Regions from separate parts of the Homo sapiens genome. Here region 2 is linked to region 1. The links are chromatin loops, found by intact Hi-C in ENCODE. Cell type or tissue: dorsolateral prefrontal cortex. All regions are shown on one strand. Each heading gives the region's core, and the rest is flanking DNA. Links, peaks and the distances in the headings are about the cores only. Region 1 overlaps PLS3 (plastin 3). Region 2 overlaps DANT2 (DXZ4 associated non-coding transcript 2, distal).

The links. Peaks named below come from ENCODE experiments on the same cell type or tissue, not always from the same donor. Only the 100,000 strongest peaks of a DNase experiment are listed, where the experiment ranks them.
Region 2: it touches region 1 in a loop (11-fold over the local background); 6 of 110 quality-filtered maps call a loop at or near these places.

The regions. Positions count from the first base shown.
Region 1 is chrX:115,647,285-115,663,417 of GRCh38, reverse strand. It overlaps PLS3 (plastin 3), which reads right to left. Exons shown (of 16, transcript NM_005032.7): 14 at 15,745-15,868; 15 at 15,401-15,525; 16 at 12,557-13,989. The coding sequence ends at 13,857. It also overlaps the pseudogene PHF5AP4. Among named protein-coding and RNA genes, the nearest start is that of PLS3-AS1, 93 kb to the right of the region's middle. In dorsolateral prefrontal cortex, for the core only: CTCF peaks have their summits at 12,113 and 12,315 (motif pointing left); a DNase peak (open chromatin) is centred at 12,317; H3K27ac peaks cover 429 bases; H3K27me3 peaks cover 6,486 bases.
Region 2 is chrX:115,933,217-115,949,349 of GRCh38, reverse strand. All of the region lies in intron 1 of DANT2 (DXZ4 associated non-coding transcript 2, distal), which reads left to right. Among named protein-coding and RNA genes, the nearest start is that of DANT2, 28 kb to the left of the region's middle. RefSeq lists an enhancer at 8,117-8,630. In dorsolateral prefrontal cortex, for the core only: CTCF peaks have their summits at 8,099 and 8,303 (motif pointing right); a DNase peak (open chromatin) is centred at 8,329; H3K4me3 peaks cover 700 bases; H3K27ac peaks cover 1,796 bases; H3K27me3 peaks cover 688 bases.

The DNA.
Region 1 (16,133 bases), core at 8,117-16,116:
GATTACAGGCGTGTGCCACCATGCCTAGCTAATTTTTTTGTAGTTTTAGTAGAGACGGGGTTTCACCATGTTGGCCAGGCTGGTCTCAAACTCCTGACCTCAAATGATTCACTGGCCTCGGCCTCCCAAAATGCTGGGATTACAGGTGTGAGCCACTGCAACCAGCCTTCTGTGACTTTTTAACATTATTGAGATTGATCTATAGTAATGCATGTGACTGCAGTTTAGTTATTTTTCATTGCTGTATGGTATTTGAGTATTTCAGTAAATCACAATTTATCCATCCTCTTGCTGATAGAAACTTGGATTGTTGCCAGTTATTTTGCTATTATGAATGCTAGCATAGCATAGCATGTTTCTTGGTATACATGTATAAGATTTCTCTAGGGTATATGCCTAGAAGTGAAACTGTGGGTCATAGGGTAGGTTCATTTTCTTTTCTTTTTTTTCTTTTTCTTTTCTTTTTTTAAATGGAGTCTCGCTCTCTCATCCAGGCTGGAATGCAGTGGTGTGATCTTATCTCGCTGCAACCTCCGCCTCCCGGGTTCAAGCGATTCTCCTGCCTCAGCCTCTCGAGTAGCTGGGATTACAGGTGCCTGCCACCACGCCCAGCTAATTTTTTTTTTTTGTATTTTTAGTAGAAACGGGGTTCCACCATGCTGGCCAGGATGGTCTCGATCTCCTGACCTTGGGATCCACCCACCTTGGCCTCCCAAAGTGCTGGGATTACAGACATGAGCCACTGTGCCCAGCCGGTATGCTCATTTTCAACTTTACTTGATAATGTCCATTTATTTCCATAGTAGTTGTACAAATTTGCACTGCCATCAGAGAATATAAGTGTTCCTATTGCACCACATCTTAGCCAATACTTTATATTATCAGAGTTTTCATTTTCTTTTCTTTCTCTCTCTTTTTTTTTTTTTTTTTTTTTTTGAGATGGAATTTCGCTCTTGTTGCCCAGGCTGGAGTGCATTGGCGTGATCTCGGCTCACCACAACCTCTGCCTCCCAGGTTCAAGTGATTCTCCTACCTCAGCCTCCCGAGTAGCTGGGATTACAAGCATGTGCCACCACACCCGGCTAATTTTGTATTTTTAGTAGAGACAGGGTTTCTCCATGTTGGTCAGGCTGGTCTCGAACTCCCTACCTCAGGTGATCTGCCCACCTCAGCCTCCCAAAGTGCTGGGATTACAGGCGTGAGCCACTGCGCCCGGCCTCAGAGTTTTCATTTTCTTCTAATACGTTATTGAGCTTTGATTTATATTTCTCTGATTCCTAAGTTAAACATTTTCTCATGAGCACAAAATGGACAAAGACAAGCAGATGAAACTTTCTTTTCTTTTCTTTTCTTTTTTTTTTTTTTTTGAGACGGAGTCTCACTCTGTTGCCCAGGCTGGAGTGCAGTGGTGCGATCTTGGCTCACTGCAACCTCCACCTTCTGGGTTCAAGCTATTCTCCTGCCTCAGCCTCCCAAGTAGCTGGGATTACAGGCACATGCCACCACGCCCGGCTGATTTTTTTTGTACGTTTAGTAGAGACAGGGTTTCACCATGTAGGCCAGGCTGGTCTTGAACTCTTGACCTCAGGTGATCCGCCTGCCTCAGCCTCCCATAGTGTTGGAATTACAGGCATAAGCCACCATGCCCGTCCTTCTCTTTCTTTTATAACGACCTTATTCAAATTTTTTCCTCATTTTTTTCTGTCTTTTCTTGTTATTTTTTGAGATGGATTCTCACTCCGTTGCTCAGGCTGGAGTGCAATGGGGCAATCACAGCTCACTGCAGCCTCAACCTCCCTGGTTCAAGCAATCCTCCCACCTCAGCCTCCCAAGTAGCTGGGGTACAGATGCGTGCCACTAAGCCCAGCTAAATATATATATATATATATATACCTATAAAAAATGGGGTCTTGCCATGTTGCCCACGTTGGGTTTTTCCCATTTTTCCTATCAGTTGGTCTTTTTTTTTTTGAGACCGAGTCTCACTGTGTTGTCCAGGCTAGAGTGCAGTGGTGTGATCTTGGCTCACTGCAACTTCTGCCTCCCGGGTTCAAGCAATTCTCGTGCCCCACCCGAGTAGCTGGGACTACAGGCATGAGCCATCATGCCTGGCTAAACTTTTTTTATATTTTTAGTAGAGACAGATGTTTCACCATGTTTGCCAGGCTGGTCTCAAACTCCTGACCTCAGGTGATCTGCCCGCCTCGGACTCCCAAAGTGCTGGGATTACAGGCGTGAGCCACCACGCCTGGCTCATTTTATATTTTGAATACTAATCCTTTGGAGTTTATTTGAAAATATATCCTTTCAGTTTTTGCCTTGTCCTGTCACTATTTCCATAATGTCTTTTGAAGAAGAGAAGATGTAGCCGGGCGCGGTGGCTCACGCCTGTAATCCCAGCACTTTGGGAGGCCGAGGTGGGCGGATCACGAGGTCAGGAGATCAAGACCATCCTGGCCAACATGGTGAAACCTCGTCTCTACTAAAAATACAAAAAAATAAGCTGGGGGTGGTGGCGGGCACCTGTAATCCCAGCTACTCGGGAGGCTGAGGCAGGAGAATGGCGTGAACCTGGGAGGCAGAGCTTGCAGTGAGCCGAGATGGTGCCACTGCACTCCAGCGTGGGCAACAGAGTGAGACTCCGTCTCAAAAAAAAAAAGAAATGTAGAAGAGAAGATGTAAATACAGACAAAAATATAAATTTTAGTATTTACAGCTTGTGAATTTTGTGTATTAAGAAATCTTTCTCTACCTCCAATGTTAGCAAGATATTCTCCTGCATATTTATTTTTTTACCAGCAAATAAACATCAATTTTAATTAATATAATAGCAACAGAAGGGCTTCCAATTTCTCAGAAGGAAAATAACATGAAACCAACACCGCCTGGTAAGTGTTACAAGATTAAATGTCCACATTTCCTGATCTGATAGCTTCCGACCACACACCAAAGTTTTTTCAAGGACAACTTCCACAAGAGCTGCTGCAAGAACACGTTTTTCACTGGGCATAGCTTCACAGTCAACTCCTCAAGCAGAAGACTGAAATATTATCTCTTTTTAGAAGATATTGTTTTAGGGTGAACATATCAATATGGAGAACAGAGCTTTGCTTCTCAAGTTCAAAAAAACCCATGAACGAATCTGTCAATTTTTCTCTGATAACAGTGTACCAGAGTGCTCTGTGGAGAATTCTTTTCCATCCCTACCACACATCTGGCTGAAGAGAGAAAAAGGAGTGGCAAGGTGCTGGTACACTAGCAGGCACTTCTCCTGATGCCCTGGGCTCCACTCCCTTTCTGCTGGTAATAGTAGCCGTCTTTTTTGCCGGCTGCAGCAGCTTGATGTGGAGGAGGAAGGGGCCAACCAACAATCACCTCTTGCCACCCACCAATCACCTCTTCTTGAAGTCACATTTTTTACGTTCATAGAAGAGGTCTTAGAGATCCCCAAATTGGCAATCTTTGGGCAGACATCTCTATCCTTCTCCTGGATGGTGAGCTCCTTACAACAATAGGCATCAGAAACCCCAGGACCTCCACAGATCACACAATGCCCCTGGTAAGATCTATACTTACATTCATCACCTATGCACACCAGGGTGCAAGGATGCACCTATAGGAGTCACAAATCACACACTTGCCATCACATTTTTCACATAGCATCCTGCTTGTGGCAAATGATCAAATCCAGATGATGTTTAGCCATAGCTCCTACGTCTCCCATATATTTAAGTACATTTATAATTTTGCCTTTTAGATATTCACTTTTTTCTTTTTTCTTTTCTTTTTTTTTTTTTTTTTTTTTTTGAGATGGAGTCTTGCTCTGTCACCCCCGCTGGAGTGCAATGGCGCAATCTCGGCTCACTGCAACCTCCGCCTCCCGGAGTCAAGTAATTCTCCTGCCTCAGCCTCCCGAGTAGCTGGGATTACAGGCATGCACCACCACGCCCGGCTAATTTTTGTATTTTTAGTAGAGACAGGGTTTCACCATGTTGGCCAGGCTGGTCTCGAACTCCTGACCTTGTGATCCGCCCACCTTGGCCTCCCAAAGTGCAGGGATTACAGGCGTGAGCCACCGCACCTGGCCTTTTTTTTTTTTTTTTTTTTTTGAGACAGGGTCTCATTCTGTCACCCAGGTTAGAGGGTAGTGGCATGATCTCAGCTCACTGTAACCTCCACCTCCTGGGCTCAGGTGATCCTCCTGCCTCAGCCTCCAGAGTAGGTAGAACTCTAGGCTGGTGCCACCATGCCCAGCTAATTTTTGTATTTTTAGTAGAGATGGGGTCTCGCCATGTTGCCCAGCCTGTTCTCAAACTCCTAGGCTCAAGCGATCCTCCCACTTCAACCTCCCAAATTGTTGGGACTGCAGGCTTGAGCCACCACTCCCAGGCTTTCCCATCATCATGTGTCAAGAAATCAAGCATTTCCTAAGCACCAGCTGATAACAGCTGCTAGGTAGGCTTATCACACTTCTACAGATTTGGCTAATAAAGAGACAATGAGCCCTAAAAGATTCAGACAATGTGTTACTTACACAGACTGCAAAAGCAATTGGCATGGTCTTAGCTCTGTGCAACCCCAGTTCCACAGGAAAATATTGAACCAGAGGGCCAAGCAACAGACAACAGGAGTGGCAGGTCACTATGTTGCTGAAGAGCTGACTCTAGAATGCAACTAAGTGGTCTTATAGACTTCCACTGTACCTTAAAAGAGATTAACGTGGAAAATCCCATGCTTCATTGGAACCAGAAAATTGAATGAAAAACTGCTCATAGCAGCCTCCCACAAGATAGGGAGTCTCTCACAAGATAAGGAGAGAGAACAGAAATATCCTTGTGACAGCTCTTTAGAAGACTATCTTTCCATGTTCTAGGCAAGTTTTGGGTCAGAATGTGGTTGCACGTTGCATATAAGGTCTATGAGGAGATATGCAAGATCTCTGGATTCCATAGCAGAGCTATTCCTCTAAACCATTAATTGCTGGATTTTGAACTTTAGCAAATACTTATTCTGACCACTCTGGTCATGATGTACTTCACATCACTTTTTATAATAAAAAGTGTTTCTGCAGTAGGTTTGCCAATATTGTTTAGAATTTTTACAAGTATAAGTCTGATTACCCTGTAATTCTTTTCTCATACTTTCCTTTTCTGGCTTTGTTAACAAGGTTACGTGGTACCCTGATGAAATGAGATGGGGACTTTCACCTGTCTTTCCAGACTTTGAAACTTTGAAAGATTTTGTTAAAGATGAGATTTATTTATTTATTTATTTATTTCTTAAGAGACGGAATTTTGCTCATTGCCCAGGCTGGATTGCAATGGTGCAATCTCAGTTCACTGCAACCTCTGCCTCCCAGGTTCAAGTGACTCTCCTGCCTCAGCCTCTTGAGTAGCTGGGATTACAGACATGCGCCACCACGCCCAGCTAATTTTGTATTTTTAGTAGAGACGGGGTTTCACTATGTTGGTTAGGCTGGTCTCGAACTCCTGACCTCAGGTGATCCACCTGCCTTGGCCTCCCAAAGTGCTGGGATTAGAGGCGTGAACCACCATGCCCGGCCTGAGAATTATTATTTTTTTTGAATGGTAAAATTCAGTAGTAAAATCATATGGTCGCCATGCTTTTCTTTGTTGGAAGATTTTTAATACAGATTAAAATTTTGAGTTATGGAACTGTTCACATTTTTTATTACTTATTGAGTCTTTTACAGTATGTTGCATTTCTAGTTATTTGTCCACTTCATTCAAATTTGCAATTTTATCATGAATTTTTTGTGTTTTTTTTGAGGCAGAGTGTCACTCTGTCATCCAGGCTGGAATGCAGTGGCGTGATCTCGGCTCACTGCAACCTCCGATTCCCAGGTTCAAGCAATTCTCCTGCCTCAGCCTCTCGAGTAGCTGGGATTACAGATGTGTGCCACCATGCCTGGCTAATTTTTGTATTTTTTGTAGAGACGGGGTTTTGCCATGTTGATCAGGCTGGACTCAAACTCCCGACCTCAAGCCATCTGCCTGCCTCCGCCTCCCAAAGTGCTCGGATTACCGGTGTGAGCCACCGCGCCCAGCCTATCATGAATTTTTCATAATATCTTATTACCAGTTCAAACAGCGACTGTATCTGCATATCTACTTTAAAAAAATTTTTAACTTCAATTAATTTTATTTTTGAGACAAAGTCTTCCTCTGTTGTCCAGGCTGAGGTGCAGTACAGTGATCTTGGCTTATAGTAGCCTCTGCCTTCTATTCTCAAATGATCCTCCCACCTCCACCTCCTGAATAGCTGAACTACAGGACTATGCCACCACACTAGGCTAATTTCTCCAAATCTTTTGTAGAGATGAGGTATATTGCCCAGGCTGGTCTCGAACTCCTGGGCTCAAGCAATCCTCCCACCTTGGCGTCCCCAAAGTAGTGGAATTACAGGCGTGAGCCACCATGCCCAGCCTTTTTTATTTTTAATGTTTTTCACGCTTTTCCTCTTCTTTCTTGATCAATCTTGCTAAGGTTTATACATTTCATTAAGGTTTTCAATGAGCCAAATTTTGGTTTATTCATCTGCTTTATCATGCGTTTCCTATTTTATTATTTTCTGCTTTATTATTTCCCTCCTTTGCAGTTATGATTTTTTAACCTAAAAAAATGGATGCTTAGCTCATTAGTATTCAGCCTTTCTTCTCTCGTATGAACTTAATGGTCACTGAGCACCCACAATTTCTGATACATGCTATATGATTGTTAACGTAGGGAAAAATACCTAATTATAGTGGATCCAAGAGAGATTGAGAGTAGAGGAAATGGAAATAGAAAGTAAAGACTAATTTCAGGCTGGGTGAGGTGGCTCACACCTGTAATCCCAGCACTTTAGGAGGCCGAGGCGAGTGAATCACTAGAGGTCAGGAGTTCGAGACCAGCCTGGCCAACATGGTGAAACCCCCGTCTCTACTAAAACAAATACAAAAATTAGCCTGGTGTGCTGGTATGCACCTGTAATCCCAGCTACTCAGGAGGCTGAGGCAGGAGAATCTCTTGAACCTGGGAGGCAGAGGTTGCAGTGAGCTGAGATCATGCCACTGCACTCCAGCCTGGGTGACAGAGCAAGACTCTGTCTCAAAAAAAAAAAAGAAAGAAAGAAAGTAAAGACTAATTTTTGAAGTTTTTATGGAAGGGAGAGTAGAGAAAAGTGGCAGTAGCTGGAGAATAATGTGTGATCCAGGGAGAATGATCAGCCAAATACATTAAATTTAATGAGATGCAAACCATTCAAGTCACACATATATTCTTACAGAATTAGCAGACATTCTGCTTAGAATAAATGAGAGACCTTTGTGCATATTTAAATTGTTGGCCATTTGGTTCCTCACACCATATCGTGATTGCATTTCATCCTCCAACTCCAGCTCAAGGTATAGGCAACAACAGTATAAATTCAGAGTTAGTGTGAGCATGTGTGTTTTGCATATCTCTTGCTAAAAAAAGTAGCTCAAATTTACTGGCATCTCATTTAGTCAAAATATATGTGTATGTGTGTGTGTGTGCATGTGTAAACAATGTGTGCTTGTATATTTGTGGGTACACAATTTGAGAATGGCATTGAGTAGTAAGAGACAGGGCTAGACAGGAATCAGATCACAAAGTCACTTACTAAGAAGGTTAAATTTTATCAAGTATGTGACATTTCTTGGTGTGAGAGGTAAAATTCTAGTCTAGACTCTTGATAAGCTCACCAAGGTCTAGTAGCAAGTAAGGCTCAACTCATGGGACCTTGTAAAAAGAGTCCCGGAAAGGGAAATAAAGGCTTTCTCAGATGAAGTAAACCTCAGAGAATTTTTTACTAGAAGACCTGTTATTAAACAATGGCTAACAGGCTAAAGGGAGTTTTCCAAAGAGAAAGGAAACTATAACCTAAGGATGCTGAGACCCCAGGAAGAAAGAAAGAAAAATAGAATGGTTATGACAGAGGTAAATATAATAAACTAAGCTTCTCTTCATGCTTTTTAAAGGTACTATTTGAGAGTTGAAGCCAAATTTATATCATCTAACACGGTGCTCAATGTATGTAGAGAAACTGCTTAAAGCATTTATATTTATTTAACAGGTAGAGAGAGTCAAGTGATCTAAATGAAAGTGAGGTACTTCACTTGAGGTGCTAAAATCTTGCTTAGTAATAGACTGTGATATGGTACATATGTATATACTAACACCTAGAGCAAGTCCTTAAAAAATAAGACATATTTGGCCGGACGAGGTAGCTCATGCCTGTAATCCCAGCACTTTGCAAGGCTAAGGCAGGAAGATTGCTTGAGCCCAGGAGTTAGAGACCAGCGTGGGCAACATGTCAAAACCTCGTTTCTACCAAAACAAACAAACAACAACAGCAACAAAACTAATTAGCTGAATGTGGTGGCATGAGCCTGTAGTCCTAGCTACTCGGGAGGCTGAGCGGGGAGGATCACTTGAGCTCGGGAGGAGGTTGAGACTGCAGTGGTGCCGTGATAGTGCCACTGCTCTCCAGCCTGGATGACAGAGCAAGACTGTCTCAAAAAATAAAAATAAAAAGAGAACTATATTCAAGAACACTATTGACATATCAAAATGGAATTTTAAAAAACGTTCAAGTGACTCATCAAAAGATAAGAGGCAGGGAACAGAAGGACAAAAAGTGGAGCAAGCAAACATAAACTAAATAATAAAATGGCACACTTATGCCTTAACATATCAATAATTACTTTCAAAGTAAATAATGTCTAACTATTAATAATTAAGGCCGGGTGCAGTGGCTAACAGCCGGGCATGGTGGCTCACACCTGTAATCTCAGCACTTTGGGAGGCTGGGGTCAGGAGTTCGAGACCAGCCTGCCCAACATGGTGAAACCCCATCTCTACTAAAAATACAAAAATTACCTGAGCGTGGTGGGCTGAGGCAGGAAAATCGCTTGAAGCTGGGAGGCGGAGGTTGCAGTCAGCCGAGATTACACCACTTCACTCCAGACTGGGCAACAGAGGAGACTCCATCTCAAAAAAAAAAAAAAAAAAAAAAAAAAGGAATGGCCGGGTGCAGTGGCTCATGCCTGTGAAATCCCAGCACTTTGGGAGGCTGAGGCGGGTGGACCACCTGAGGTCAGGAGTTCGAGACCAGCCTGGCCAACATGGTAAAACCCCATCTCCACTAAAAATACAAAATTAGCCGGGCATGGTGGCACATGCCTGTAATCTCAGCTACTCAGGAGGCTGAGGTGGGAGAATCACTTGAACCCAGGAGGCGGAGGTTGCAGTGAGCTGAGCTCGCGCCACTGCACTCCAGTCTGGGCGACAAGAGTAAAACTCCATCTCAAAACAAACAAACAAGCAAAAAATTAAAACACAGATAAAAACACATGACCCAACGATATGCAATCTACATGAAACTCACTTCAAGCATAATGAATGCAGCTCGAAAATAAAAGAATAGAAAATGACAATTATGTAAACATTAAAAAGCAGGAATGGCTAGGCTATATTAATATCACATAAAGTAGAATACAGAGCAAAGAAAATTACTGGGGACTAGGAGTGACATTATGTAATCAGAAAAAGATCAATTAGCTAAAAAGAAATGGTGACCCTAAATGTGTAAGCACCAAACAACACAGTCTCAAAATACATAAAAACTGAGCAGGGTGTGGCCGGACATGGTGGCTCATGCCTATAATCCCAGCACTTTGGGAGTCCAAGGCTGGTGGATCACCTGAGGTCAGGAGTTCGAGACCAGCCTGGCCAACATGGTGAAATTCTGTATCTACTAAAAATAGAAAAAAAAAAAATTAGCAGGGAGTGGTGGTGGGCACCTGTAATCACAGCTACTGAGAAGGCTGAGGCAGGAGAATTGCTTGAACCCGGAAAAGGCGGTTGCCGCAAGCCAACGCCATTGCACTCCAGCCTGGGCAACACAGTGAGACTCTGTCTCAACAACAACAACAAAAAACAAAATAAAACTGATATGGCTGAAAGGAGAAATAGATAATTCTGTATGGGTAGTTTATTGAGGTTAGTGGCTTTTTACGGTTGTCTTGGACAGATGCTACAACAACAACAACAAAAAAAGAGCAGAACACATTCAAAGAAAGCAGAAAGATGGAAATCATAAAGATAAAACCATACATCAATAAAATAGAAAAACAAAAACAAAGAAACAAAAAGCTAGTTCTTAAAAAAAGTAATGAAATTGATAAACTTCTAGCAAGACTGACAAAGGTTAAAAAGAGAGAAGACATAAATCACCACTGTGAGGAATCAAACTGAAGATATCATTACATATCCTGCAGCTATTAAAAAGATAATTAAGGAAATACTACGAAAACTTTATGGTCACAAATTCAGCAACATGGAAGAAGTGAACAAATTCCTCAAAATTCAAAAGCCACCCAAAACGCAATCAAGATTAAATAGATAATCTGAATAGCCCCATAACCATTAAAGAAATATCTCCAGGTTTGGACACTTTTACTGGAGACTTGCACCAAACATTTAAATAAAAATTAACGTCATTCTGAGCTTAGATGCAAAAATCCTCAATAAAATATTAGCAAATAAAATTCAACAATGAATAAGAATTATACACTGACCAAGTGGGATTTATTCAGGCATGCAAGGTTTGTTTAATCTTTGGAAACTAATCAATGTAATCCACCGTATCAATAGGGTAAAGAAGAAAATTTTATGATGATATAAATTGATGCAGAAAAAGCATTTGATAAAATCTACCCACCCATTCATGACAAAAATTTAAAAAATCAATCTCTCAGCATATTAGGATAGAGGGGGAATATCATCTTTATTTTCTTTAAGAGATGGAGTCTTGCAGCCCAGTTTAGGATGCAATGGTTCTATCACAACTCACTGCAGCCTTGATCAACTGAACTAAGTGATTCTCCTGCCTAAGCTTCCCAAGTAGCTGAGACCACAGGTATGCACCACCATGCTCAGCTAATTTTTTTTTTTTTCGAGATGGAGTTTAGCTCTTTCACCCAGGCTGGAATGCAGTGGCGCAATCTCGGCTCACATCAACTTCTGCCCGCAGTGTTCAAGTGATTCTCCTGCCTAAGCCTCCCGAGTAGCTGGTGGGACACATTATGGTGTCCACCACCATGCCTGGCTAATTTTTGTATTTTTGTAGAGATGGGGTTTCACTATGTTGCCCAGGCTGGTCTCAAACTCCTCACCTCAGGTGATCCACCCACCTTGGTCTCCCAAAGTGTTGGGATTACAAGCTTGAGCCACCGCACCCAGCCTCATGCTTAGCTAACTTTATTATACAGACGGAGTCTCCCCGTGTTGTCCAGGCTGGTCTCAAACTCCTGGCCTCAAGAAATCCTCCTACTTCAGCCTCCCAAAGTGCTGAAGTTACAGGTGTGTGGGGAAAAGATGGGGGATTCACCATGTTGGTAGAGATGGGGATTCACCGTGTTGCCCAGGCTGATCTTGAGCTCCTGAGCTCAGGCAGTCCACCTGCCTCAGCCTTCCAAATTGCTGGGATTACAGTTATGAGCTACCACGCCCAGCAGAATTCTGAATGTGTTGCTAATTTTGGTCCACATTCTTATTTGTTGAAATTAGTTTTTGGAGGAAAAAAATTGTGTGTCAGGTCCACTGCTTTATATGAACACTTAACTATCCCATGGTACACTCCTACAGGCTGTGGGCCCTGTATAGTGAACCACCCAAGAAATCAGCTCCTTTTTTGAAGAAAGGGCCACATGTAATATATCTTTCCTATCTTGTTAAAGAGGCACTTCAAGGCGTTAGGGCTTACAGAGAAGAACCTTTGTACTTCGACGAAGATGAACGTGAATGAGTATGGCAGATTCAAGGCATAAGACAGGTCTTAAGATGTAATTGTCCTTACTTCATCAGTTACCCTAGTATGTTTGCAGATTTGTCTTTTTTTCACTCATAAATCCTATTTTTATATTAAAAGAATCTATAATCTGAGACTGAACTCACTTTTTTAGTTATCTATATTTTGATCTTTTTTATTATACATATATATTTGCAAAAGTAGAGTTGTCAAATATATCCTTTTTTAATTTTATGTCTTTGGAATTCAGGTGATATTTAAAAAGGCCTTTCCATCTCTCAGATTATAAATGCAAAGTATTATATAGTATCTCTATGTAACCAAATCCTCAGTAGACTACACCTTATATTACTCATTCACACAAAGGCTTAAATGGGCACTGATTGTCCACAAGGGATGATTTTGCCACCCAGGAGACATTTGGTTATGTCTGGAGACAATTTTGGTCAACACCACCGGGCATGTGCTGACATCTAGTGGGTAGAGGCCGGTAATACTGCTAAACCTCCTACAATGCACAGGGTAGCCCCTTCTCCCCACCCCAACAGAGTTATCCAGCCAAAAATGTCATATATGGATGAGATTGAGAAGATCTACTATGAACCATTTCTCCTCTGTGACTGTTCAGATCCCCACTGTTTCAGGATATGTATATCATAGAACATTGAAAAGACTGAGGGAGGTGGAAAAGAAAGAAAAAAGCAGGAACTGGATAAAGAAATTTTGGTAAATTGGAGAAAACCTTTTTACTTCATTTGTACTGTCCTTAATTCAGTACCTCTAATTCAGCTCCCAAAACTCAAATTTAACAAACACCATTTTACAGAATACATCAGAAAAACAAAAAGAAAAAAATCCTGACAAACATTGGCATACTTCCTAAGAGACAAAAGCATGAAGAACAGACTAATTATTATGTAAATGCCTTTATTTGAACTACTACATTGCTACCAGATTACATCACTTTTCAGAGTTAGAGTAACATAATACCTTGGAAACTATAGCAAACAGCTTGACAAAGCAAGAGTACATTAATTCCTACATATATACTTTTATTTTTAGTGACCACATTTCTTTGTTTCAGGTGTAAAATTAAAAAATATATTGTACACTTAGCATACTTGGCCTACCAAATCCCGTCTAAGTTCTGAGCACACTCTCTCCTCAAAAGTATCATATTCAACAGCATTTTAAATTTAGAGAGAGAGTTTGATGATACAGGTTTTAAAACAAATAAGCATGTATTGAACCAAGTGATTTAAGACAAAATATTTCAATTGTTTACAGCTTGGGTATGAGAGGGAAGATGCAAATTTAAGGTACATTTTTCTTCTAGCTACGATGTATGTTTTACTTACTTGAAGACCCCTTAAAAAAAGTAGCAAAATCAGCAGTCTTGTTTAATATAATCAAAATATTCTTAAATGTACAAAAAAGGATCATGTAGAAAGAATACTGTAAAAAGATACTGATCTTAAGAATAAAAGAATAAGAAAAGCTTCTATTACATTCTGCACAGCCAGTTACTTCGGCAAATTTTCAGTACTACAAAGATAAGCAAAGGATACTCATATCCAAATACGCTCTGACCATAGTTCTCGAATAAGAACTAGCATACTGGATGGAAAGCAAAATTACTGTCTAATAATATTCATATCCCATCATCTAAGCAAGTCCCAAGAGAGGGACATTCTAAGAGGGCAAAAGATAACAGAGCAAGAAATAACATACAGCAATGGGAAATGTCAAGGGCAGCATTCTAGGAGGAGAGAGTAAAATGTTTTGGCTATGAGCACATTTCAGGCGTGCCTGACAAATTCAACTCTGACTATGGGAAAGAGGAGTTGTTTTTCTTAAACCCTTTCCCCTGAGGGCTCTCATGATAAGCTAGTCCTGTTAATCAAAATGAAAAGTCCTTTGAATGGCCAAGAGTTCCTTAAGCCATAAGCACTTCACCTGGAAATAGCTGACCTGCGAATCATGCACCTGGGAGCATGGCTGTTTTATTCAGATTGGTTATTTTACACTCTCTTCATTCCCCTGCCCATCAAACATGCAAACACAGTCATGACCATCTTGGGCTTTACTTCCACAAGGTCTTCAGGGAGAGCATACACTCTGGCTCCGATTCTTCTAGCCATTGACACTGCATACCTATTTTAGGGGGAAACAAAATCAGGATGAAATTCTTGTCAGTTAAGGACACCACGTAAGACATCTATTTCCTCATATATAATTATTATGCTGGGATGCAAAAATTCCATATTGATAGTTCCAATTAGAACAGTTTTGCTTTTTGTTTTCTTTTGATTTGGGTTTTGATTTCACTTTGAAGTTACAGTAGGTTTTTAAGCTCTATTATTTGGGGCTAATAATATTTATTCACTCTTTTTCTCCAATGTGAGGTGAGAATTAAGCTTGAAGCACCAACTTTATATATATAATTACCTAGGCTGTCTATACAATCCATGTTAATATTCTCATTGCACACATAATAACACACACTCAAGTCATCTTAGAGATATGAGGTGGAAAATCATGCTAGATGCAAAACCCAAGTTGTTAGGCAGATGCAATGAATACTTCCAAGTATTCATGAGAGGGGAGACAGTCTACGTGGTACGTGGACAGAGTGGCTGGACCAAAAACTAGAAAAGGTAGACGAAGGGACAGAAGAACTGAGATGTCCAGGTAGGGAAATTTTCAGGAACACATCTCAACTAATCCGTGAAGTATTTCTAGGTGTGTTGGAACCAGAATCTTTAAAGATAATTAAATCATCGAGTTTCTAGAAAAAGAGATTTCAAGAGTTCTTGATATATTGTGGATATTAGACCTTTGTCATATCTGCTAGAAATATTTTTCAAGGAAAAAAGAAATAATGTGCCTAACTCCAAAGTTTTGCAGGAATGCTTCTTAGCTGTTCGGTAATGCAGGACTGTGGATGGATTTTCAATGTCTAACTAGTAAGGTTTTCATGGGTCACCCATGAAGCCAGGTCACACTCTAGGCCTTTGGTGAAGAAGAAAATAGGCTGGTGGAAAAGACCTTCTGAATATTGTTGAAATGCAAGAAACTTTCAAGGCATAGTCTTCTGTGGAGGGCTAGCAAGCATTCTGTTAATATGGGAACTGATGAAGATAAATTCAATAAATGTAGTAAGAATGATCTATGTATAGTAAAAGAGACATAAGTGGATAATGCGTTTTTTAAAAAAAGAATGAGACAGACAGATGAACACCCTAAGCTCTTATTTTCCTTGTAAAGTTTTACCTGATTTGCATTAAAATACATGCTACATTATTTCTGTAATCCACTGAAGCAACAACCGACTAAGCACCTAGTAGGCCAAGCACAAGGCTAGGCTCTTATAATTTTTAAAAATTTAATCTTTATAAAATCTAAGGTAAGTATTATTGCCCCCAGTTTATTGATGAGGAATCTGAGGCTCCAAGAGGTTTCTCCCAAGGTGACACCACTCTTAAATGGCAGAACCTGAATTAGAATTCAGATCTGTCCAGCTACAAAGCTGCGTTCTTTTCATACTATTAGCAGTCTCCCTTACTTGGCATTATTGTGCTTGTCATCTTCTGTTAGATTGCCACTCTTCACAAGGTCATAGTTTATACAGCCTGGCTGGATGGCATCAATTAAATCCACAACTGCCAAACTGGAGCTGATCGTCTTGTCCTAGTGTGAAAGGAGAACAAATCTGAGAATTTTGATACATACAAATTAACATGTGCTTACTTATATCAAGTGCCAAAAACAAAGCCCAGTGAATTCGTAAAGAATTGTGCCATTAGCCCAACACTAATTCTCACTCACAAAGAAGCCAAAAGTTGCCTTCCCAAATGATAGATGTTATCCAGCAAACATAATATTTAATAGTCAAATATGGATTCTGACCTTAAAACTCTGAATGGAAGTTGATTTTCCAGCTTCACTCAACGTTCTGTTCACCCAGTTCACAATGATGTCGTCATTGGCTTTCTGACCATCTCCAAGATCTTCCAGGACATTGAGGGTATATCTAAGAGAGGCAGCAGAAGAAAACGTCACCATCTACTTTATGAGGAAAAATGCAAACATCAGAAAGATGCTTTATCTTCCACTTTTTATATTTCTTAAATTTTTCTTCTTTTTTTTGAGACGGAGTCTCGCTCTGTCGCCCAGGCTGGAGTGCAGTGGCGCAATCTCCTGCTCACTGCAAGCTCCGCCTCCCGGGTTCACACCATTCTCCTGCCTCAGCTTCCTGAGTAGCTGGGACTACAGGTGCCCACCACCACGCCCGGCTA
Region 2 (16,133 bases), core at 4,026-12,025, 290 kb before region 1:
ACTTTCCCAAAGGTCAAGTAGGACATCTCAAAGCCCAGCAGTTCACCCTTTTTATTTGAAACCTACCAGATGGGTGCTGAAATCCTCTGCTTGCTATGCTTTATTTTTCATGTGTGAATTTTCCTAAGTGTATGTAGGCAGAATATTTGGGGGCCAACCAGCCTTATCTTTGCCAAGCCCTGAGGTCAAATCCAGACCTAGAAAATCTGACGGGTCCGCAGCTTTGAGATTGGTTGTCTGAGCATGCTCCTTCAGCCTTAGTCAATGCAATGGGAAAGCTAAGCCCACGGACCATGCAACCCCATGTGTGTTGATTTAGGTATCTTCCAAGAGGAGCCAAAATGGATGTTACCCCTGGAGACCAGGAAATCAGGCAATCCTGGAATATTCCCAAACTGAAATGAATTCTCAATGTAGAATCAGTTCTACTCACTCTGTAGGATGATGTCCTGCTCAATTGATATATAACCAGTGGGTACTGGCACTCTCTGCACTAGTGAGAAAATGGAAAGAATGGCATCCTGTGGCACGCTTAACCCAGCCTTTCTTTGAGGGGAGAGATAAGAAACCAGAAAAAAAACTTGAAATGCACCACACTTGAATTACTCTTTCTTATCTCATTGTAGTACCCAGCAATCAGGAAATTATTTTCTTTATGGGCTGCACCTGGCAATGTGGCTGTTCTTCCTTCTCTTTTTCTTTGTCTGGGTCCTCCAGATGGGACATTGGTTCTCAGGTTTCCCACATCCCTGAGACCTTCAGGGCAGTTCCCCCTTTATTCCCCTGAACTTACATCTACACCAAGAGCAAAGATCCATAGTCTGAATGCTCTCCAGTATCGCAGGTGTCTAAACATGGCAGCCAATGAGACCTGGCTTCTACCACCTCCCGAGCTTGGCAGGCCTGACAAGCCAGGGTTCCTTAGTGGGTGAGCCTGGCTCCCTTGCTTTCACACTGACTCTGGAGGTACCCAGTCAGGTGCACACATCCAGCCCCAGAATTTTCTGAGTGCCCCAAACCCACCCTTTCTCCTATAAGAAACCTTACCCTCCAGATACATGGAGAAGGGCTGGAATCCATGCTCAAAGAGCTTCCGCTTGATGGCACTGTTGCTCCAGAAATGCCAATCAACCTGGCCTGTCATACCTTACCCTCTACCCTTTGTGGATGAAAAAATGCCAAGGAAGGCCCAAAACTAATCCAATCACTGGAAGTGGGGCTTAATCTGTTGGGAGAAGGGGTTTTCTTCTTCTCAGGCCCTCAGTGAGAAATATGTCTGTGTGCAAACATTCATCAAAAAGAATAGATGTACTTGTTTTTCTACATCATCTCCTTATGAGCTTTAAGTTTGAATTTTTTATAAAGGGGTTCCTAGTTTTCTGAGCACATTTGTGAGTGTTATAAGGATCATCTTGAGTAGATTTTTGTTTGTTTTTATATTTAGAGACACGTCTTGCTATGTTGCCCAGGCTGGTCTCAAATTCCTGGGCTCAACTGATCCTCCCACCTCAGTCTCTCAAAGTGCTGGGATTACAGGATTGAGCCACCACACCAAACTTGGGTAAAATTCTTTCATGGGGGTACTGACTCATAGCTTGAGGTGGAATTAGTACCTAGATTTTCCCTCTTATTATGGAGTCACTGGCTGTCTTCTGTACTGATGGAGCCAGGCCAAGCCCAAGGGAGCCCAGCAAAACAACCTCATCCAGTATACTGGCTCAGGAGGCCCAAGAGGGAGTAGTAAGCCATTGTGGGAGCAGCAGAAATTGGCAGGGGCCATGTAAATTGTGAAGACTGGGGAAATGATGCCTTGGCTTACCTCCAGGGGTCTCAGGTAGGCAGTCCCCCATTGGGTGCTCCAGATTGGGGTTCCGTGGGTCAGAAGGAAGGCCCAGTGGTTCCACACAGGCAGGTGACCATGGTGGGGGCCTTTGGTTCTGCAGCCCCTTCAAGGAAGCTCTACATGAAAGTGTGGGTCTTCTCTCCCTGCAGCACCCCCACATTCACTCATTTGTGCATTCATACATGCATGTATACATGCAAACACACATGCCTCTACTTTCTTCCTTAATTGTGTATCTATGTGTGTTTTCTTCTTTTTCTCTTCCTTTCTCCCATAACCACCTTGGAGATGCCACTGTGGATAGAGATTCCTCCCAATTAAGTGGTAGCCCTTAACACTGCATGATGGACACTCCCAAGTTTCCCCTCTGCCTTCTATTCATCCTCCTGACTCTGCCTACAGTGAGAATTGTGTCATTTTTCCTTGTGTGTATGTTTTTAGTGTCCAGTGTGAATAAAGGCAAATGCAGAGGTATGTCTGCCTTTGACTTTCTCTTTGACACCAAGATGCTTACATGTGATAGACTCTCTTATAATTTGTGGCTTTCACAAAACACCTCCACTGGACTTTGCATCTCTGTGCAGAGTCAACATACTCCCAGATTCTTTTCATTTCCCCTCTGTTATTTTATTTATGCATGATGGAGAAAACACACTTGTGAAGAAATTTATTTCTCCATACCCACACAAGTACACAGACCAAGAAGGAAGCTCTGTGAGGATAGATGCCAAGACATGATGGTTGTGATTCCCCCACAGGAATGAGAGAAGTCAGAGGTATCCTCTGGTTTCATATGGGACTGTTCATGGAAAGCTGCCTCTTTATGACAGCCTCAAATTACATTTGTGGGATTTTTCAATAAATAATTAGGGTTGATTTTAATGTTATACTTTCTTCAGAAATCACGGTTGATCCAAGAGCTGATATCCTAGCCTGAAAGCACTCTCTCAGTTGGCTGGGTGGGTTGAATATATACACTGCCACCTTTTGGCTATCACTTTGACAATCAGCCCAAAATCCAGTGAAGGATAGTTGGCTATCTTGTTGCAGGGCACACAGAGTGAACAGAAAAAGAGGATACCTCTGCGATCCCGGGTCATCTCCAGATGCTAGGGTTATGGGTGAGTGCTCTTTATCCTTCTGAATCCTCTTCCTTATCCTTTTCAAAAAGTCTGTTTTGGCCAGGCGCGGTGGCTCACGCCTGTGGTCCTGGCACTTTGGGAGGCCGAGGCGGGCTGATCCCATGAGGTCAGGAGTTCCGGACCAGCCTGGTCAGCACGGCGAGACCCCATCTCTGCTGGAAATGCAAAAATTGGCTGGGTGTGGTGCCAAGTGCCTGTGGTCCCAGCTGCTTGAGGGGCTGAGGCAGGAGAATCGCTTGAACCCGGGAGGCGGAGGTTGCAGTGAGCTGAGATCGTGCCACTGCGCCCCAGCCTGGGCGACAGAGCAAGACTCTGTCATAAATAAATAAATAAACAAAACAAAACATCATAACATATAGAAAAAATTTTCAAACAATACAAATTGACACTTGACTGATTCCCAGAGAGTGAAGGCAGTGTGGCATAGCAGAAAGAGCGAGGTCTGAAGTCAAATCGTATGGGTTTAAAACTTGGCTTTGCCTGATATGATCTGTAAAGTGTAGGCAAATCTGTTGACTTCTTTGGGTCTCAGTTTATCATCTACAAAATAGGCTTAACAATTATTTTCATGATTGCTGGGAGGACTAGATAGGATGATATATGTGAAAGTTCTTAGTAGGTACAGAAATTATACTAAAAAAGACAAACAAATCCACATGCTATAATGCAGTGTGGACTATCTTTGGTAACCCACATGTCAAAGGTAGTCTTAAACTGCTCTGGTTTGGTAAATGTTGGCGTAAACTAGAAGTCAGAGACTATGGGATCCACCCTTATCTGCTCTCGAGCTTTGGTTTACAATGAGCTCAAGTGTGGGGATTGTGTCAAATGATTCCTGGAATCCCATACATTTGTAAAATTCTATGAATTTGTGAAGTCTGCAAAATGTGAATCTGAGGTGTATGTACTGTAGAGCAACTATTAGACCATTTATCACATTATATATAGATAGACAGATATATCTATATATAATTTTTTTTTTAGGCAGAGTCTTGCTCTGTCACCCAGGCTGGAGTGCGGTCTCGGCTCACTGCAACCTCCGCCTCCTGGCTTCTGGCCGTTCTCCTGCCTTAGCCTCCCAAGTGGCTGGGATTGCAGGCACCTGCCACCATGCCCGGCTCATTTTTGCATTTTTAGTGAAGATGGGGTTTCGCCGTGTTGGTCATTCTGGTCTTGAGCTCCTGACCGCAGGCGGTCCACCCACCTTAGCCTCCCAAGGTGCTGGGATTGCAGGCGTGAGCCACCGCGCCTGGCTATCACATTATATTTTACAGAAGCCATCATCCCATACCTTTGAGTCCAGCCCCAGAAAGAGCGGTCCCTTGCATACCATTCAATATGACCTTGGGCATCCTTTCCCCACTCCCCAGCCATAGCTGTTTGGGCTAGGGTTGGAAACCTGTCCATGGTAGGCCCTTTGGAGTCTCTTGCTGGCCACTTGGGATTACAATGGAGACAGTCAAGTTAACAGACAGTAATGCTGGACCTGGACAGTTGCCAGCACGTGTTGGAGGCTGAGAGCACCATCCAGTGTAAGCCATGGTGGATGGTGTAGTAGGAGAGCAAAGGAAGGCAATCTGCAAATGGGTTGGATGGGGAGGGGGAGAAAAGGTGGGAGAAAGAGAGAAATATAAAATGAGGGAAGCAGAGGAAGAGATAACATGGCAATGAAGAAAGTAACATCTTTGGTCATTTTCTGTTCCAATCACCCACAGCAGGCCTGTCGGTTCTCTTTTACCTAAGTAGATTTTAGTGGCTTTTCTATTCTTGATCTCCAACCATGCCCTAAGACATACGGCAATGGTAACACAGACTGAGGATTCTCTGATGGCAGGGCTTTGTCTCATTCCTTTTTGCAACAAGCACAAAGTAGATGCTCAATGAATTTATACTGAAATGACATGAAAATCATGTTTGTGTATGAAGTGTCACTGATGGCATTTATATGAAAAAGGTTAATTAAAATAATTATGTTTTTAAAAAAGTCTGTTTTATCCTATGAAATGGGCAGTGGTTCTGGGATTTCAGCCCATCTACAGAAGACACTGCTGAGGCATGTAGATAACTGGCATGGGGCAATGGTGCCCTATTCTGTAGCTTTCCACCATGCTTAGTAGGAAAGACTTTTTGAATGAGGTCCTGATAGTGAGGCCCAAAGTAGGAAGTGCATGGATGAGCACCTAGGCAAGATGTGTTTCCTTCAGGGGATTGGGATCATTTCTTGGAACTTGAGGTCAGTGTCCTGTAGTGTAGGGGAGAGGGGAAATGGGTTGGGACTGGGACTCTGGGAGGCTGGCCATCTGCCAGTTATGGGATCTTTGGGCTCCCAGAGTTACTTTTAAGAAGTGGTCCTGGCCTCACTTAAGAAGAGAAAGTCTGTTGGAGACCCAGGGAAGACAGACAGGTCTTTTGGGCCTTCACCTTATTGGTGTTGAGTACAGCTCTGCCTTCTTGTCCTGCCCATTATCTCCCAATCCCTCTTGGGCCCAACTCACTGCACAATGGCCCTCCTGACTGGTGAGGACATGGAGTGCACTCTGCCTTAACTGTTAGAGGGTGATTGGGCTAAAAGGGGTGGGAGGCCACACTCACGCAGCCTGGTGCCAATCGCTCAATGTCCCTTATGTCTGTCTCTTGACATACTGAGGAGAAATGTGGGGGAATGTGTCTTGAAGAGGTGTTATTCCACACAAGCCATCAGAAGTACACCTACCACAAGCCTGCTTGTAAGAATTGTCCTGCCATTGATCCTGGCATGGACATCACATATGAGGAGGATGGGTATCTCTAGTTTGGCTCCTGTCTCCCCTCCTCACTGACCCAAGCGTGCAACCTTCCTTGTCTGGAGACCATTCCTCATCTGGAGGGTACGGCCATGTGAAAGGAGCGGGGTCCTCAGGCCACATTGTCTTGTGATGGCAGTTTTTCCTCACTGTTCACCCCAGTTCTGGTGCCGCTGCGCCACCATTTTGTGGGTATTGCATCCTGAGACCTCTGGGTCAAGCTGACCTTTTAGTGGCTTATGTCAATGTCCAAGTCAAAATGTTACTTGGTAAGCAGAGTTTAAGTCTGGCTCCAACTCTCTGCCCAGACTCAAGATATTTTCCTGTGGTCTCAGCCAGCTCCAGTGCTAAAGATTCAGCCATGGCTTTTAGGTATGATCATAAGGTAATGATTAGAGCCATTTCTCCTTGTCAAGAGGAAAGTTTGAGACCACCCTACTGGGATGAAGCCCTGCAAGATGGAGGACCAGCAATGAGAACTGGGAGCCCCAAGGATTCAGCCAGGATAAACACTGGCTGGCTTTTTCTTCAGTAGCAAATGGCAGAGGGATGGAATATTGGGGAGGAAAGAGGGGAAGGAATGCTGGCATTTCTGGCATAATAGTGCCATCTAGAAGAACTTGTTTGACAATCCCATGAACCCTTGCTCATGATTGTCTGAGGAGTGGCTTGGGAGTGAAGTGGGGTTTCAGGAGGGAACAGAGCTATCTGGATGCATGGGAGAAGTGTGGCCAATGGCCATTTGGGGCTGTCAAGCTTCAGAGACAAGCACCAGGTCAAGACCCCCAGAGCACCTGGTGGGACCTGTACTGGAAGCCCTGGCTCATGATTCTGTTGGTAGCCATGTCTGGATAGGGCTAGCATAAATCTCTGCAAAGGATCCCCACCCTGAGGTTACAGCCATTTTACCACCTGCCCCTTTACTGGCTGCAGTGCCTGCTCCTGAGAGTGCCATACTTCTGGCAGAAGCCTGTTTTTAGTGCTGTGTGTCCCACACCAAAGAGAGCTAGTGCCTAGATCCCTGCCTTTGCAGAGTTCTTCTTGGCCACCTTCCTTCAAAGTCCCAGGAGCCTCAGGGCAATGAGCAGGAATTGGCCTTGCTTCCCATTCACCCCTGGCTCTCCCAAGTCTGAACCTGTGTTTATCCAGGTAGCTGGGAATCAAGAAGGGCCAGGAGTCCATGCCAGAATCTAACCACTGTAGGGTTCTGTCATCATCCTTCCTTTCTCCATGCCCATTTCTCTCTGTGCATCCAGCCCTAGCCTCCTCCCCATTTCCCTCAGATCTACTTCTCATCAAGCAGTCCTGCCGAGCCAAGAACGAGGTACATACTCCTGGGTACATGGCCTATTTTATACACTCCATCTTCCTAATGGCCTACTCCTGGAAAACATCGTGGTTAAGTTGTGCTTTTGCCAGCTCTTAACTGACTGAGGCTATGCTCCCTGGTCAGTGCTTGCCCACAGGCCTGGTAGGAAGACTCAAGGCCCAGATCTCCACCTTTTTTTTTTCTTTCACCTCCCAAATGGGTGCCAAAAACTGCTCTAGTCCTTTCTCAGTTTCATACTTGTGAGTTTCCTAAAGTGTTGCCCAGTGGTCTTATGTGGGCAGAGCCTTTTAGGGTCAATCAACCTTCTTTTTTCCAAGCCTCAGGGCAAGACCTGGACCTACAGGATCTGATTGATCCTAAGCTCAAGGCTGTGAGTGTGATGCTCTGAGAGTGTTCCTTAGGTTTGAGCCAATGCTGTAAGACAAGCAGATACACAGAACATAGATCTTCATGTTTGAACCCAGGTTTCTTCCACGAGGAGAGGAACCAGATCATACTAAGGAACTAGAGCCTAACAAACAGTGCACTTCCGGATTGTTCTTGAGCTGAAGTACAGCACAATACAGACCTAGGTCCTCTGACACCAGAGCTCAATGTTGGTATCAACTTGATCCCCAATGAGTGTCAGCACTCTCTGCCCCATGGGACAAAATGTGTGCAATGGCACGCTGTGAGACCTTTGACCCAGACTTTCTTTGACAGGAGCAAAAATTAACCAGACAAAGTTTGAAGTGCAATGTACTTCAACTACTCTTTCTTGTATCATTGTAGTACCCCCCAAATCAGGAAATTTTCTATCCTTTTTATGAGCTACACCTAGCAATGTGGCTACTGCCACCTCCCCTTTATTTGGCTGGCCCTGGGACCTCCAGGGCAGTGCCTCCTTTCTTCGCTTGAAGTTACATCTTCACCAAGAGCAAAGATCCACAGTCAAAATGCCCTGTGGTAGCTCCAGGTTCCCAAACATGGCTGCCACTAAGGCCTGGCCTCTGCCGCCTCCCGAGCCTGGCAGGCCTGGCAGCCCAGGGTTTCTTGGTGGGCAAGCTCGGCTCCCTCGCTTTTGCACTGAATCTGGAGGCACCCAGTCAGGTGCCCACATCCAGTCCCAGAATTCCCTGAGTGCCCCAAACCTACCCTTTGTTCTATTAGAAACCTTCCCCTCTGGATACACTGCGAAGGGCTGGAAGCCATGCTCAAAAAGCTTCCTCTTGATGGCACTGTTGTTCCAGAAATGCCAACCGCCCCGTCCTACCAGGCCTCTCCCTCCACCCTTTGTGGATGAAAAAACACCAGGGAAGGCCCACAACCAGTATAAGCCTTAGAAGCAGAGTTTATTCTGCTATAGTGCTACAAGGCAGGGCTGAGTGTACCTTTCTCTGGGGCTCTTGGTTTTAATATAAATGTCTGTGTGTAAGTGTTCATCAAAAAGAACAGATGTATCCATGTATCTGTTGCTGTTAATACATCATCCCTTTATGAGCGTTAAGTCTAAATATCATGTAAATGTGTCAGTGGCTTCTGGGCACACTTGTGGGTTTATATAGGATATCTTAGGTAGAATTCTTGCTCTTATGGGGACATTGACTCATAGCTTGAGGTGGGCTGAGTACCTGGATTTCCCTTCTTATCTTGGAGTTGTTGCTTCTCTTCTGTCCTCATGGAGCCAGGGCAATCTTACCCAAGGCAGTCCAGCAGCCTCTTGTAGCTTAAGATGTCAGCAGCAGGCCCTAGAGGGAATGGCAGGCTATTGCGGGGCCTGCAGGAATTGACAGGTGCTATATCAGGTGAGAAGACTTTTTCAAAGTGAAAATAAAAATCTAGAGATGAATATCTAAATTTAACATTTTATTACAGGAGGAAAAATTGCAGTTTGGTGCATACATACAGATTCGGTGGCCTTTAGTATTTCTGAAGAAGAAAGAGGAGGTTGCAGGTTTTATAAAAGGAGAAATGTCACATACAGTTTTTCTAGAAAGTTCATTGGTACTAGTAACGTATTGTGGAGCTAGCAGTCTCTGATGGGTGAGTGATAGTCTTGGGTAAAAGTGGTCTTAGAGTTTTGAGCAGGTTGTTTCAGTAGCTGTTAGATAAAAGTGTTTTCAGGATATAACAGGCAGTTTTATCATCCAGGCTGGTAGAGAATTACATTCTTAGAGCAATGTAATAATGCCCTGAGTGCTTCTTCCCCCTGAACTCTTGACTGTTTTAGTTTTATATTGTAAGAATGACCCAATGTGTGTGATCAACTTTCACACGCCCCTCTTTGATCAAGATCCTTCTATGAATGCATGACTGATCAACCATTGTGAAGTTAGGCTTAATTGTCTCTCGGTGCTGGGATGGAGCTGTCCTGTTGTCTTCCTCATTGAGGGTAAGTCATAGGGGTGTATATCAGTGACCTGGGTCATATTGGAGTAACAAGGAGGCCAGAAGGAAAAATTTTCTCATGGTAGGTTCATCTGGAGTCCAGCATCAAGTTTCATCTTACAGTTCCATAGTCATCAGCAGTCACCTTGAAACAATGGGCTAATTTTATCCCCTTCAGAGAGCTGGCTTTACAAAGATTAGACAGGTAATAAGAGCAACACTTAAAAATCATAATACAAAAATAAAAAACAATATAATAAAATTAGTTTGCACAATGGTTTTGCTCTAAGAGCACAAACTTAAGGGCAACAACTAAACAAATCAAAAGACCATAGAGGAAACTAGGTGAGACCTGTTATAGCCACTGAGTAGCATTTTCTGACTTGGTAAAATTAAAACAGAGAATGCCAATTTTACAAAAGGAACCACCATTATAATTTGAACAAAATTTTTAAAGTTGCCCACTAGGTGAACTAAAAGGATTTCTTTGGTCAGGTTTTGTCAAGTTATCTATAGCAGTTACTGGTTGCTAAAAAAAAGTAATTATGTCAACTTCCTGCCAAGTGAAAAAAAAATATCATTAAGGGAAGTAAGACTTTCATTATGATATGTCATTCTGATGTCTTAGGAAAGGTCGTTTATGGCATGAAAAATGTCAACTTCTTGTCCTGGTTTACAGTTTGAATGTCTCTGGCTTTGGTGTCAGGGAGTTTGGTGACCTTTCTGTGTGGTTCATATATCAGGCACAAGATTTGTTCCTTAAAATTTATCTAGTTTTAGCTTACAGGCCTTAGAAACGAAGTAGTTCCTGCCTTAGGAGTTTTATGGAAAAAAGTTGGATTGGAGGAACCTAGAATAATTTAGGACCACGTGTAGTGTATAAGTAGATAATAAGAGCTTGAAAACAATGTGCAGAGTTAAAATCTAATAACAGGTGTAGTATAGCTCTTTTTTAGAAACAACCTTTTCTTTCTACATTGATCATATAGGAAATCTCAGATTTTAAAACCTCATGAGGCTAGAAAGCAAAACCAAGACCAACTTTAGATTTTATTATAATCTTAGGATTCCTGGACCTGCTGGGAAGTGACAGTTTTTATTTACTCACTATAAGGCTGGGAACCCTTAAGTCAGGCATTTTATGCATATTTTCAAATATGTCATTTCAGTCAAAGCCTTGGTAATAACCATGCTTTTAAATTGTATTCTGCTATAAAGAAGACAGATTTTTATTGGGCTTATGCAAATAATCATATTACCATAAGAATACTAACAAATACTTTCTGAATTCTGGAGGAATCAAGGAGAAAAATCCAAATGATTTTCCTTTTTTTCTTTTTTCTTTTACAAAAGTATATCTTACCAAATTGCTATAAATGATAGCTCAAGAGAGAAAATGTTCCTAAATCTGAAAAACAAAACATTAAGAACCACATGTATCAAGTAAAAAATCATAAAAACATTGTCTTCATTAGTTATTCAGTCTCATATAATCAACATTTGTTCTCTTTGATCTCCACTAGTAGTTTTCTGAATCCATCAGTTTATTAGAGTTCTGGAAGTTTTCATTTAGTCCATTGATATTAAAGTTATCAGAAACCTGTATTTAAGAGTTCTTGTGGGCCAGGCATGGTGGTTCACACCTGTAATCCCAGCACTTTGGGAGCCCAAGGCAGGTGGATCACCTGAGTTCAGAAGTTCAAGACCAGCCTCATCTTGAACTAAAAAACCCCATCTCTACTAAACCCCGTCTCTACTAAAAATACAAAAAAAAAAAAAAAAATTTCCTGGGCATTGTGGCAGACGCCTGTAATCCCACCTACTTGGGAGGCTGAGGCAGGAGAATCACTGGAACCCAAAAGGCGGAGGTTCCAGTGAGCCGAGATTGCGCCATTGCACTCCAGCCTGGGCAACAAGAGCAAAACTCCATCTGAAAAAAAAAAAGAGTACTTGTTGGAGTTTTTTCCATTAATTTGATATTTAATTTTATTAATTAGTTTATTTCAGCTCTGTCATCCAGGCTGGAGTGCAGTGACAGGATCACAGCTCACTGCAGCCTCCAACTCCTGGGCTCAAGTGATCTTCCTGCATCACCCTCCCAAGTAATCAGGACTAGAGGCAAGTACCACCATAGCCAGCTAATTATTTTTTTGCTTTTTGTAGAGACAAGGTCTCGTGATGGTTCCCAGGCTGGCCTTGAACCCCTGAGCTCAAGCAATCCTCTCGTCTCAGCCTCCCAAAATGATAACTTTTCAAGTGTGAGCCACCATGACCATCCCTTGTTCATGAATTTGATTGTAAATGTTTTTACAGAATAATTCAAAATGATAACTGTGGATTCTAAAAACTTGGAATGGCCGTGGTTAAAAATCTGATGAAAGGTTGTAATTGATGAGAAAATTTAGTTAGTTCTATTACATATAGCATTTTTAGGTAACAACTAGAATTATGATTGATAACATATTTCTATGAATTTATATAATTTTTGAAACATTTGCATTAATAGTACATTTATAAATGCAACTAAGAGAAGATCTAATATTGCTTATCCTTCAACAACATTTCTTACACAATTTTCCAAATAAGCTTAATCATTTAATGTCTCTACAAAATGAAAAAAATATCTTTTGTTGCTTTCCAGGGGTCTGAATGGAAAATCCTAAAGTTAATTCTAGGTCAACAAGACTTAATTAAGGATTTGATCTTGAGTAAGTTTGTCAAAGATGTTAAAGCGCTCAAAGCATTTGATCAAAACAGAATTGCAGGCCACTATAAAATAATACTCATTTAACCAAAGTGATCATCAAAAGACTTCAGATGCAACACAGAGAGTTACACGGATATAAAAACCTTAATCCTTTTAAAGCTCAATTATCCTCAGTAATCAAAAACCTAATAAAGTCAACACAGCAAATTTTCTTGATAAAACAAAAAGCCTTTGATTCTTAGGCCAACTAACAAAAAGCCAAAGTAAAACCATCAGCCCTGTGACTTTTTCTTCTTAATGGAAGCTCATTTAGATGAACTGGAAGTTGAACCTGATGAATTTAATTAGACACAAGGATAATGTTTCCAAGGTTATGAGTGGAATAATTCAGGTAAATCAAAAAAGCCAAGAATACAGAGTCAAATTTTACGGGAGGGAAAGTGCTTTTTTAGGCCTGCAAGGTAAACATTTTAGTGTTAGGCCATAACAGCAGGTTAGAACTAGAGAAAAAAGAGGGGCTGACAAAAAAGTTGAAGGAGAGTTTTCATAACAGGCATTCTCAAGGGGATAAAAAGGTGAATGTCATGATGTGTGACCTGCAAATCACGTGCAGTGAGGTACAGCAAAAGTTGTACCTCTGAGGTATAAATCTGAGAAATTTGAAAAGTAAAACTTTACCTTAACAAATGAAATTAGGGGGCAAAGCAAGATGGTGGAATAAAAGGCTCCACCTATCATTTTCCTCTCCCAAGGACATAAATTTAACAACTATGGACACACAAAGAATAACACCGTGACAAGAATAAAAAAATCAGGTGAGCACTAACAATACCTGGTTTTACCTTTCTGTCACTGAAAGAAGCACTGAAGAGATAGAAAAAAAGTATTGAAGTGCTAATGTCACCCCTCCCTCACACCCTGGCAGCAGCAGCATGGTGCTGAGAGAGTTTCCGTGTTCTGGGGGAAGGGAGAGCATGGCAGTTGTGAGGTGTTGAACTCAGTGCTGTCAAGTTAGAGCAGAAAGGAAAGCCAGTCCAAACTCATCTGATGCCTGCCATAGTGGGAGTATTTAAACCAGACCTAGCCAGAAGGGAATCACCGCTTGAGTTCCTCTAAACCTCACTACCACGTTCTAAAGTGCTCAGAGACTCTAAATGAACTCGAAAGGTAGGCTAGGCCACAATGATTTCAACCTTTAGATGAGTTCTAATGCTGAAATGGGCCCAGAGACAGTGGACTGGTGGGGCACATAACCTACTGAAACATCAGCTGGGGTGGCTAAGAAAGTGTGGGCATTACCTCTCCCCTAACCCCAAGCTACATAGCTCACAGCTCCAAAAGAGACCCCTTCCTTCTGCTTGATGAGAGAGGAGGGAAGAGCGAAGAGGACTTTTTATTGCATGTTGAATACCAGCTCAGCCACAGCAGGATAGGACACTGGTCAGAATCCCGAGGCCCCCATTCCAGGCCCTACCTCCCAGGTAACGTTTCTAGACACAACCCAGGCCAGAAAGGAACTTGCTGCCTTGAAGGGAAGGACCCAGTCCTCGCAGCATTTATTACCTACTAACCGAAGAGCCCTAGACCCTGAATAGCAAGCAGAGATATCCAGGTACTACTTTGAAGGACTTCAGTGGGACTCTGAGACTTACTGGCTTCAAACATGTCTCAGCACATTTCCAACTGTAGTGGCTACAGGGCGAGACTTCTTCTGCTTAAGAGCAGAGGAAAGAGTAAAGGGGACTTTGTCTTGAACCTTAGGAACCAGGTCAACCACAGGGGGCTGTACCAAGTGGGCTCTTGGAGTACACAATTCCAGGACTTGCCTCTTCAATGGTATTCCTGGACCTCTCCTGGGCCAAAGGGAAGCCCACTGCCCTGAAAGGTGAGTCCCAAGTCAGGCAGCATTCATCACAAACAGACATAGGAGCCCTTGGACCTAAAGGGAACATTGACAGTGGTCTGGCAATACTCCCCATGGGCCTGTGATGGTGATGACCACAGAGTGAGGCTTCTTTACATTTGGAAAGGGGAGGGGAGACTGGAACGACTGCATTTTGTGCCCTCACTGACAGCTCAGCCACAATACAATAGAACACCAGCAAGACTTCTAAGGTTTTGGACTCTTCTTCCTGACTCCAAGATGGCACTCTTGGACCCACATGGGGCCTGGGAGCACTCACTGCTCTGAAGGGAAGGGTGCAGGCCTAACTTTCCACCTGCTGATTTTAGAGTCCCAGGGCCTTGAGTAAATATAGGCAGTAGCCAGGGAGTGGTTACTGCAGGCGTTGGAAAACATGCAGTGCTGTGCTGGCTTCAGGTCTGACCCAACACAGTCATAGTGGTGGTGGCCACAGGGGTGCTTATATTATTGCATCCCCAGTTTCAAGTCGCTCAGAACAGAGAGAGATACTATATTTATTTGAAAGAACATAAAAAAGAGAACAAGAATTATCTGCCTGGGAATCCAGAGAAATCTCCCAGATGTTGTCCAAGACCATCAAGGTAGTACGTCTACGAATCTGCAAGAACCACAGTGTTACTGGGCTCATGGTTCCTCATAAAGCAGATACAGCTTAGATGACAACACCCAAGTCCTCTCAAATATCTGGGAAGCCTTCACAAGAAGGATAGGTACAAACAAGCCCAGACTGTGAAGACTAACATAAATACCTAACTCCTCAATGCCCAGACACAGACAAACATCTACAAGTATAAAAGACAGTCCATGGAAACATGACCTCACCAAATGAACTAAATAAGGCACCAGGGAACAATCCTGGAGAAACCGAGATATGTGATCTTTCAGACAGAATTCAAAAAAGCTCTTTTGAGGAAACTGAAAGAAATTCAGGATAACACAGAGCAGGAATTCAGAATTCTATTAGATAAATTTGATAAATTGAAATAGTTAAAAAGAATCAAGCAGAAATTTGGGAGCTGAAAAATACAATTGGCATATTGAAGAATGCATCAGTGTCTTTTACTAGCAGAATTGATCAAGCAGAAGAAAGAAATAGTGAGCAAGCTATTGAAAATAGGGCAGGCAGTTTGAAAGTACGTAGAGGAGACAAAAGAAAAAAGAAATAAAAAACAATGAAGAACACTTACAGGATCTAGAAAATAGGTGGAAAAAAGCAAATCTAAAAGTTATTGGCCTTAAAGAGGAGGTAGAGAAAGATATAGGGGTAGAACATTTATTCAAAGAGATAATAACAGAGAATTCTCAAACCTAGAAAAAGATAGTAATGTCCAAGTACAAGAAGATTATACAACACCAAGCAGATTTAACCCAAAGAAGACCACCTCAAGGAATTTAATAATCCAGCTCCCAAGAAACAAGGATAAAGAAATTATCATGAAAACAGCAAGAGAAGAGAAACAAATAACATATAATGGATCTCCAGCACATCTGGCAGCAAACTTTTCGGTGGAAATTTCACAGGCCAAGAGAGTGGTATGGCATATTTAAAGTGCTGAAGGAAAGAGACTTTTACCCTAGAATAATATATCCAGCAAAAATAATCTTAAGACATGAAGGAGAAATGAAGACATTCCCAGACAAACAAACACTGAGACATTTTATTAACACTAGACCTGTACTACAAGAAATGCTAAAGAAAGTACATCAATCAGAAATAAAAGGATGTTAGTGAGCAACTAATAATCACCTGAAGGTAAAAAAAAAAAAATCACTGTAATAGTAAGTATAAATAAAAACACAGAATATTATAAGACTGTAACTGATGTGTCAACTACTCATTCTAAGTATGAAGGTGAAATGATGAACCAATCAAAAAGTTAACTATACACTGCACACTATATTAATGTGTTATCAGATAAAATAATGGGTTTTTAAAAAGTATTTGCAAGCCTCATAGTAACCTCAAACCAAAATGCATACAATGGAGACACAAGAAATTAAAAGCAAGAAACTAAATCATATCATCAGAGAAAATCA